2 separate regions of the Homo sapiens genome follow, and region 1 is linked to region 2. Evidence: read pairs that join two places in POLR2A ChIA-PET (ENCODE). Cell type or tissue: IMR-90. All regions are shown on one strand. Links, peaks and the distances in the headings refer to the core of each region. The heading gives the core; the rest is flanking DNA.

Evidence for each region. Peaks named below come from ENCODE experiments on the same cell type or tissue, not always from the same donor. Only the 100,000 strongest peaks of a DNase experiment are listed, where the experiment ranks them.
Region 1: POLR2A ChIA-PET joins it to region 2 with 8 read pairs; 3 of 35 experiments call an interaction of 5 or more read pairs at or near these places.

Annotation. Positions count from the first base shown.
Region 1 is chr14:89,450,662-89,455,054 of GRCh38, reverse strand. It overlaps a transcript of FOXN3 not described here. Among named protein-coding and RNA genes, the nearest start is that of FOXN3-AS1, 36 kb to the right of the region's middle. RefSeq lists an enhancer at 1,233-2,133. In IMR-90, for the core only: no CTCF peak of the experiment used is centred there; no DNase peak of the experiment used is centred there.
Region 2 is chr14:89,532,784-89,537,176 of GRCh38, reverse strand. It overlaps a transcript of FOXN3 not described here. Among named protein-coding and RNA genes, the nearest start is that of FOXN3-AS2, 41 kb to the left of the region's middle. In IMR-90, for the core only: no CTCF peak of the experiment used is centred there; a DNase peak (open chromatin) is centred at 1,796.

The DNA.
Region 1 (4,393 bases), core at 295-4,294, 82 kb after region 2:
ACTGGCCGCTTCTCAAGCAAAAAGTATCTTTAGTTGAGGAGTTATCTGAAGAGTTGGGATTTTGTGCCATTTATCCAATGGAATTACTGGAATTAAATACACAGCCAACAGCCACTATTCTCTGGAACATATAGGAACCATATCCCCACTCCCTCTCCTTCTCCAGGGTGAGATAAGGATGACCTTGGGTTAGGGATGGGTTTGAAGACAATTAACAACATGAAGATGGAGTTCATTTTTTCCTTCTGATTATAAGTTATTGTTTAATGTTAAAAAGAACATTAACATTCTAACCAATCAAGAAGTGCTTATCATGGAGACTTTAAACCTGCTATGATAAGCACTTCTATCAGCAACTCAGTTTACCTCGTTCTTTTAAAAGCTGTAGTTTCCATTATGTGAATGGACCAGGATTTAGCTAATGATCCCTCATTCACCAGAACAAGTTTATTCCGGTTTTTCTCTTTTACAAGTGAGGCAGGAGAATGTTTATCCAGTTTTTCTCTGTTACAAATGAATCTGAAATAATCCTTATACATGCATCTTTTTACACAATTGCATATGTCTTTGTCAGCTCAGGCTGCTATAACAAAATGCCATAAACTAGGTGGCTTAAACAATAAACATTTTTTTCTTACTGTTCTGGAAGCTGGCAGGTCCAATACTAAAGTGCTGGCCATTTTGCTTCCTGGCGAGGACTCTCTTTGTTTGCAGACAGCCACAGCCACCCTGGTCTCTCTTCTTTTTTTTTGAGACGGAGTCTCACTCTGTTGCCCAGGCTGGAGTACAGTGGTGCAATCTCGGCTCACTGCAACCTCCGCCTCCTGGATTCAAGCGATTCTCAAACCTCAGCATTTTGAGTAGCTGGGATTACAGGCATGTGCCACCATGCCCGGCTAATTTTTGTATTTTTAGAAGAGACAGGGTTTCGCCATGTTGGCCAGGCTGGTCTCAAACTCCTGACCTCAGGTGATCCTCTTGCCTCGACCTCCCAAAGTGCTGAGGTTGTAGTCATGAGCCACCACACCAGTCCTTCTTCTTCTTCTTCTTAAGAGGGCATTAATTTCATCTTGGGGACCCCACCCTCACGATCTGATTTATAAACCTAATTATCTCCCAGAAGCCCCTCCTCCAAATCATCTCACATTGGGGATTAGGGCTTCAACATCTGAATTTTGGGGGACACAAAACCTCAGTCCATAGCAGTGTATTTCTGTGCAATGAATGCTAACAAGATGAATTGGTGGGTGAAAGCTGATGTGCATTTTAAATTATAATCCACATTGCCAGATATCCTCTAAAAATGATGGGGCCCACCAAAACAAGAGTGCCTATTTCTTCACTTCCTCACTACATTGCATTTTTACCCATCTTTTCAATTTTGTGGTCAAGTATTTTTGTTTTTAAATTTTATGGATACACGATGGTCGTACATATTTATGGGGTACATAGGAAATTTTGAAATAAGCTGCAGCTTTTTTTTTTTTTTTTTTTTGAGACGGAGTCTTGCTGTGTCGCCCAGGCTGGAGTGCAATGGCGTGATCTCGGCTCATTGCAAGCTTTGCCTGCCGGGTTCACACCGTTCTCCTGCTTCAGCCTCCCGAGTAGCTGGGACTACAGGCGCCCGCCACCACGCCCGGTTAATTTTTTTTTTGTATTTTTAGTAGAGACAGGGTTTCACCGTGTTAGCCAGGATGGTCTCAATCTCCTGACCTCATGACCTGCCCGCCTCGGCCTCCCAAAGTGCTGGGATTACAGGCTTGAGCCACCGAGCCTGGCCTGCAGCTAAGTATTTTTAAAGAGACAGCATTATCATTGGGTTCATTTTAAGTTCTTTTTTTAGTTCTTTTTTTTTGAGACGGAGTTTTCCTCTTGTCTCCCAAGCTGGAGTGCAATGGCGCCGTCTCGGCTCGCTGCAACCTCTGCCTCCCAGGTTCAAGTGATTCTCCTGCCTCAGCCTCATGAGTATCTGGGATTACAGGTATGTGCCACAATGCCAGGCTAATTTTTCTATTTTTAATAGGGACGGAGTTTCACCACATTGGCCAGGCTGGTCTGGAACTCCTGACCTCAGATGATCTGCCCATCTCGGCCTTCCAAAGTGCTGGGATTACTGGCGTGAGCTGCCGTGCCCGGCCTTTAAGTTCATTTTTTAAGTGTTTGTTATCTCTTACACCAAAGTACAAGGAGTTTAAGTTGTGGTGGTTATGTTTTAGATAGGCACTTTGAAAGGTTTTGATTTCTGGTTTATATGTTCAGGTTTTTGGAAACCTGAAACTAAAGTCTCGTCCCTTCCTAACATTTTCCTTCATTTCCTTTTGAGGCTGATTTCTTCTCTGGACCCCTGTCCTTAGGCTGTTGGGTGGGTGCATCAGTTTTCTCAGGGCTGCATGAGGGGAAATAGCCAATTTCCTCCCAAGGCCCATCTTACTATGGGCCAGGGCTGGGGAAACTTCTTGAAGGTGGCCTATTTTAAGCTGAGCTCCCATCAAAACGGGCTTTCCCCAGCAGGCTTTAGAGCACGCATTTCCTAACCCAGATGGCCTCGCAGCCTGGACACCTGGCCGGGGAGAATGAGCCTGCACCTCCTGTGTCCACATTAGTGCAGCTCCTGTGATGGTCGATGACGGTCTCAGCTGTGCTCATTCCGGCCCTCCCCAGCGTGCTGGGGAGATGGGGATGGGCTTGGCGAGGGAACCTTCCCACAGCAGCTCCACTCAGGCACCAGTCAAACCAAGGGTGGATACCTTATCTTTCCTTGGAAGGTTTGTTAGGGGATGCCCCTTGATTCAGAACCAAATTAGGAAGATGGTTCAGGGACCTCCTTGTTCTTAGAGTCTGGTCCTTCTGCCCCGTAGGATACACCCTGACTACACACCTTTACATCCTGGGGCACAGGGTCCCTGCTTTCCCCCCAGCCTGTTGTAGGGCATGACCCTGGTATCAGTCATTGACACACTAGTATGAACGTAAGATACTGGTTTTTAGACCCTAGGGAATAGAGGGTAAGGATCGAACTTCAGGTAGGGACTTTTAGGTTGTGGTTCCTTCTTACTCCCTGAACTCACTCAAGGGATGTGGTCCTCTCCTGAGGCTACAGTGAACTCAGGCGGCTGAGATGTTGAGACAGGGTAGGAGGTAGAGGAGCAGTGCCTTCCTCTGGGGTCGGTATGATTCCGGAAACACTGCAGCCCCCCGTTACCAGTGCTGGAGTGACAGCATTCAAAAATGTACTTGGTATCTTCTAAAAGCTTTTAAAATGGAAACCATATAGTATATATACACACAAGACTTCAACAATTTTCAAATGGATAGTGAGCGAATACAGTCGAAGATAAAAAAAGTGAATCTGAGGTGTTACGACTGGCAGGCAGGGGTGATGAAGATTAAACTTGCGGGGCTGTCACCCTCCAGCTACAGTAATTCTCCAGAATGAACACAGAGACACGGTAGCATCCCTGTCATCCTGACCAGTTCTCAAGCTGACATCTGCAAGGTGACAAGTTACTGACACGTAACACGAAGAACTGAAATTATATCAATCTAAAGGCCAGTCTCAGGAAAGCCTTGGTAAATTTTAACTTGGTCCGGAAGCTACATTTCCAGAAATGTTGACCGACGGGCCGTAGGCAGGTAGCCAGCGGTCATTTTTAGAGCTAGAGCCCTGGTTTGAGGAATTAGATTTCCTGACAATCAGGCAGGTTATTCAGAGCATCTTGTTACCAAACTGTCTTTGCCTTACCTTTGTAACCAGTCACATTGGATGTCCCCCAAGGCTGGATTGATGGTAGGGGGCCCGGCTACCATACCTCCTTGGGTGTCATCTGTGTCCTTACATCAGTAGCAAAATGAGAGACAGCTAAGGTATGTCTGATTTGGGGTATTCAGTCAACATTGGCTTTTCTTTCTTCCTTTCCTGTCCCTTGCCGATTAGCTTGAGATTTCTACTTGCAGAATCCTCTCACTTCTCGCTGAGAGACATCTTCGGCTTCACGGTCTGCCCCACAGATTGCAGATGGGGAAACTAAGGCAGTTATTCTTTAAACCAAGGGTAGGAGGATGTTGCCTCTAGGCTATGCAATGGATAGGTGTCCCATGGATACCTAGGAAGGAATTCACCCTGGGGGGCCTTTGTGGCATGCCACATGTCCTAGATTAGTTTAACAGGCAAGTCTTGAAAGTTATTTCCATGCAAGGCACAGGGAGCAAAGGGAGGCCGAGGTGGGCGGATCACCAGATCAGGAGATCGAGACCATCCTGACTAACATGGTGAAACCCCGTCTCTACTAAAAATACAAAAAATTAGCCAGGTGTGGTTGTGGGCACCTGTAGTCCCAGCTACCCGGGAGGCTGAGGCAGGAAAATCACTGGAACCCTGGAGGCGGATGTTACA
Region 2 (4,393 bases), core at 260-4,259:
ATTGTCCCCATTCTCAAGGAACTTCCTGTTTAGGATGTGGATTCAGACACATAAACCAACACCCTCAGAGAAATGCTGTGGGTGCTTTGTTAGAAGCGTGTCCAGGTAGAATGGCATCCCAGAGGAGAGAGGAGCAGCATTCCTTCTGGTGCTCTGGAGACGCTTTGTGGCAAAACTGACATGGGGTTGAGTTGAGGAGAGAAACAGAAGATATAATCAAGGGGTCATGCCATGATAAAGAATTTGGATTTTATACTTCTTTATAATTTCCCGGTGATGGGGGCCACTGATGATTTTAAACAGAGAACAGCACAACCATTGTTTTTGGAAGATAAACCTGGAGGATGACCTTATTTAATCTTTTTTTAAAAATCTTTTTAAATTTTTTTTTTTATTTTTGAGATAGAGACTTGCTCTGTCGCCCAGGCTGGAGTGCAGAGGCCCGATCTCGGCTCACTGCAACCTCCGTCTCCCAGGTTCAAGCGATTCTCCTGCCTCAGCCTCCCAAATAGCTGGGATTTCAGGCATGCACCACAATACAATAATTTTTGTATTTTTAGTAGAGACGGGGGTTTCATCATGTTGGTCAGGCTGGTCTTGAACTCCTGACCTCGTGATCCGCCCGCCTCGGCCTCCCAAAGTGCTGGGATTATAGGCGTGAGCCACCGCGCCCGCCGACCTTATTTAATCTTTATAAGCCTCACTTTTCACATCTAGAAGACAGACACAAATAATACCTATTCCTCTTGCTTATGGGTTTCTTTGGGTTGCATTTATCTGTGAAATGCTATTAAAATAGCTAGTGTGTACTCACTACTTTCTAAGCACTTTAATCCTCACAGCAGCTTCACAAAGGTCATTATTGCTATTACTTACATTTTAGAGATGCAGATAGTTACAGAGGCTGAAACCTGACCTAGGGATACACAGCTAGGACTAGTGGCATAGCCAGGATTTGAAACCAGGCCTACCAGATTTTGGAGCCCCCATGTCCATAGCCACCACACAGTGCTGGCAAGGCTTTTCATCTGTGCTTCATTCCTCACCTAAAACATCTTGCCGGTGGCTTTATTTTGCCTCCAGTGACCTTTGCAGAGTGTTGATGTATTGGAAAGACTCAAGATCAGCTCAAACACATGTGCCGTTATTTACAACTATTTAATCTTTGTCTTTAATAATATAGTCTTTTATCATTGAATAGAACCAAGTTTATGGAGTAGAATATACGACTAATTCTTTTGTACTAACTGGGTGTTACAAACGACTTATGTTTCTATGGGCATATACATAAATCTCCCTCCCATTGTTAACAGAAAATCAATTGTGACTCTGACTTCATCCTTTTGGGGAGTTCTTCTGAAGATCCATATTATGAAGAGGTAAAAAGTGAAATTGTAGAGAATATAATGAGATGGATTAGAGCAGGGGAAAGATCTTGAATGGGGTAGGCTTGTTAAGAAGAGTTGCCAAAGAACAGAATAGACAAAGGTAAGGAAGTAGGTTTGGCAAACTCAGCAAGCTCTGCTTGTTGAAAAGACAGTCTGGAAAATATTCTAGAAGTTCACACACAGGCAGTTGCAATCCAAGGACAACTTAACAGCACCTCTTTAGTAAAAAGTTTATTCACTGTATTTTCTCTGTACTAGGTCACTGCTGGGTGAAAAAAAGGCTGCATTATCTGCTAACCATGAATGGGTGTCTTTTAAGTATTACTGCTTGAAGATTCAGGAAGCTCAAGAATAATAATTCAAATAAAATGCTGTTCCATGTCTTGACCTGTGTTCAGTGTGCCAAGAAATAGTACTGAAAAATGCCAGGGTTACACATTTTGTGGCTGGGGAGGAATGTTTTGATCAACCTTCAGCTGCTCATAAAAAATAAATACTGCCGTGTTCTTATATGGACTGTTTCTTGAAGATCTTTTAGAGTAGATTTCCAGCTGAAATTTCACCTTAACTTAAAAAAAAAAAAAGAGGAAAGAAAAGGAAAGCTGTGCGTTATTTAAAACATTAGGCATGTCATGCCAGAGTAAAATAATGGAATCATAAAGAGAAAATGCTCCATTGAGATAAAACAGCTGTCCTTTATAGTCACTGCGTAAGTGTAATTCATCTGCTGTTTGTAGGTTATGCCTTAATGGGAAGGAATATTAAGGGAATGAGAAAAAAAATTCTTCATTAAATGGAAGAGCCTTGCACAAAATATATCTTCAATTGAAGCAGCTGTTTTAGAAGAGCAGATTCTGAGATGTGGGCAGAAATATATCCCCGGAGCTTCTGCTGCCTGGGATGCAGGAAGAATGGCATAAACAGGATGAGTGGAGCAGTGGATAGAACGGGCCTCTTGGCATCAGAGGGAGACTTGGTAGAGGCCACCGCCTAGCGCATCCGTTCTCATACCTTGATGCACGTTGGAATCACCTGGGAAGTTTGAACAAGTCTGATGCCCAATTCCACATCCAGAAATTCTGACTGAATTGGTTTGGGATGTGGCCTGGGCATGGACATTTCTACAGGTTCCCCAGGGGAGTCTTAATATACAGCAAAATTTGAGCACTGGCCTAGAAGGTGACTAATTTCTTTTTCTTCTTGCAGCTAGGGCAGTTTGCCGTAGGGACTTAGGTTGGAAGATTGCATGCACCGGCAGACGTTGGAGCAGAGCCCTGGGTTAAGGCTGGTTAGACAGCTTCCTTTCTTTAAGGGCTAAAAGGTAAAATTCCAATGTTTCTTCGAAAAATGAGTCTTGAAAGTTTTTCCTATCAAAAAGAATACACAGGGCCAGGCATGCTGGCTCATGCCTATAATCCCAGCACTTTGGGAGGCTGAAGTGGGTGGATCACCTGAGGTCAGTTCCAGACCAGCCTGGCCAACATGGTGAAACCCGTCTCTACCAAAAATATAAAAACTAGCTGGGTGTGGTGGTGCGCACCTGTAATCTCAGTTACTTGGGAGGCTGAGGTAGGAGAATTGCTTGAACCCGGGAGGCAGAGGTTGCAGTGAGCCGAGATAGAGCCACTGCACTCCAGCCTGGGTGACAGAGTGAGACGCTGTCTCAAAAAAAAAAAAAAAAAAAAAAAGAATGTATAATTATATTCTATCTGAATTCCATAGTGGGTGGCGGGGGGGAAGCACATCTCTAGTCAGGCAAAATTCCCAGGAAGGGGATGATTAACAAGGTGACACTTACCAAGGCTTCTTGGGGAATGAAAATCTTGACCCTGATTTGCTGCTATAAAAAACAAAGCCAAAAACCAGTCAAGCAAAAAGCAACCAAAGAAAGAAGAACGAAAACAGTAGAGCCACATTCTTGGTTATAGGTCAGATCACCAGAACCCCACATCTCAACTTAAGTGGGAGCTTTTCTCGTTGCTCTTTAGGATTTCCAGGGAAGACCAGGCAGTATGCTGTAACATAAGGAAGAGGAAACATGGCTTTTAGTCAGTACTTTGCTGATAATAAGCTTTCACCTTAAATAACTCACTAACTTTTTTTTTTTTTTTTTTTTTTTTTTTTTTTGAGACAGAGTCTCCCTCTGTCACCCAGGCTGGAGTGCAGTGGTGCGATCTCCGCTCACTGCAAGCTCCGCCTCCCGGGTTCACGCCATTCTCCTGCCTCAGCCTCCCGAGTGGCCGGGCTACAGGCCCCCGCCACCATGCCCGGCTAATTTTCTGTATTTTTAGTAGAGACGAGGTTTCACCCTGTTAGCCAGGATGGTCTGGATCTCCTGACTTCGTGATCCGCCCGCCTGGGTCTCCCAAAGTGCTAGGATTACAGGCGTGAGCCACCGCGCCCAGCCAGAATCTGCATATCTGACAGTGCACCTCCAGGTGAGGATGATGCTGGCCCCTGGATTGCGCTTTTGAGAGGCAGGGCAGTTCATGAGTGTCATCAGCTGGCATTCATGTTTTCTTAGGTCAGCCGGAGGAGAGTGAAAGGGAAAGACGGGATGGAACAAGGGGCCTCATGTGTGGCTTTCCTCCATGCATGACATGAATGAAGCCAAAGCACAGTAATTTTTTAGCTTTGAGTTTATGTGGCCCCAAGCAACTTGGTGTAATCAGTGCCTATTTACATTCTCAACTGCCCTTTTTGTAGATACTAATTTTTATATACTTTTTATTCTCTACATGACCTTTGGGGGAGCCTGAGTATAACAATTTAGTTTTTCTCTATCAATTTCTTCCCATTTTTGTTGAATTCTGGCATGTCAGCCTCCTACCTTTCTCTATTTGTGATTCAGTTTAATGTATCTCTCAGGTCTTTGTTATCTATATGTATAGGTATACCTTTGTTACCTACATGTATAGCTATACCTTTGTTACCAAAATGTATAGCTATACAAATGTCTTTTATCTGGTGCCTACAATAGTGGTTTTTGTTTTGTTTTTAAATCT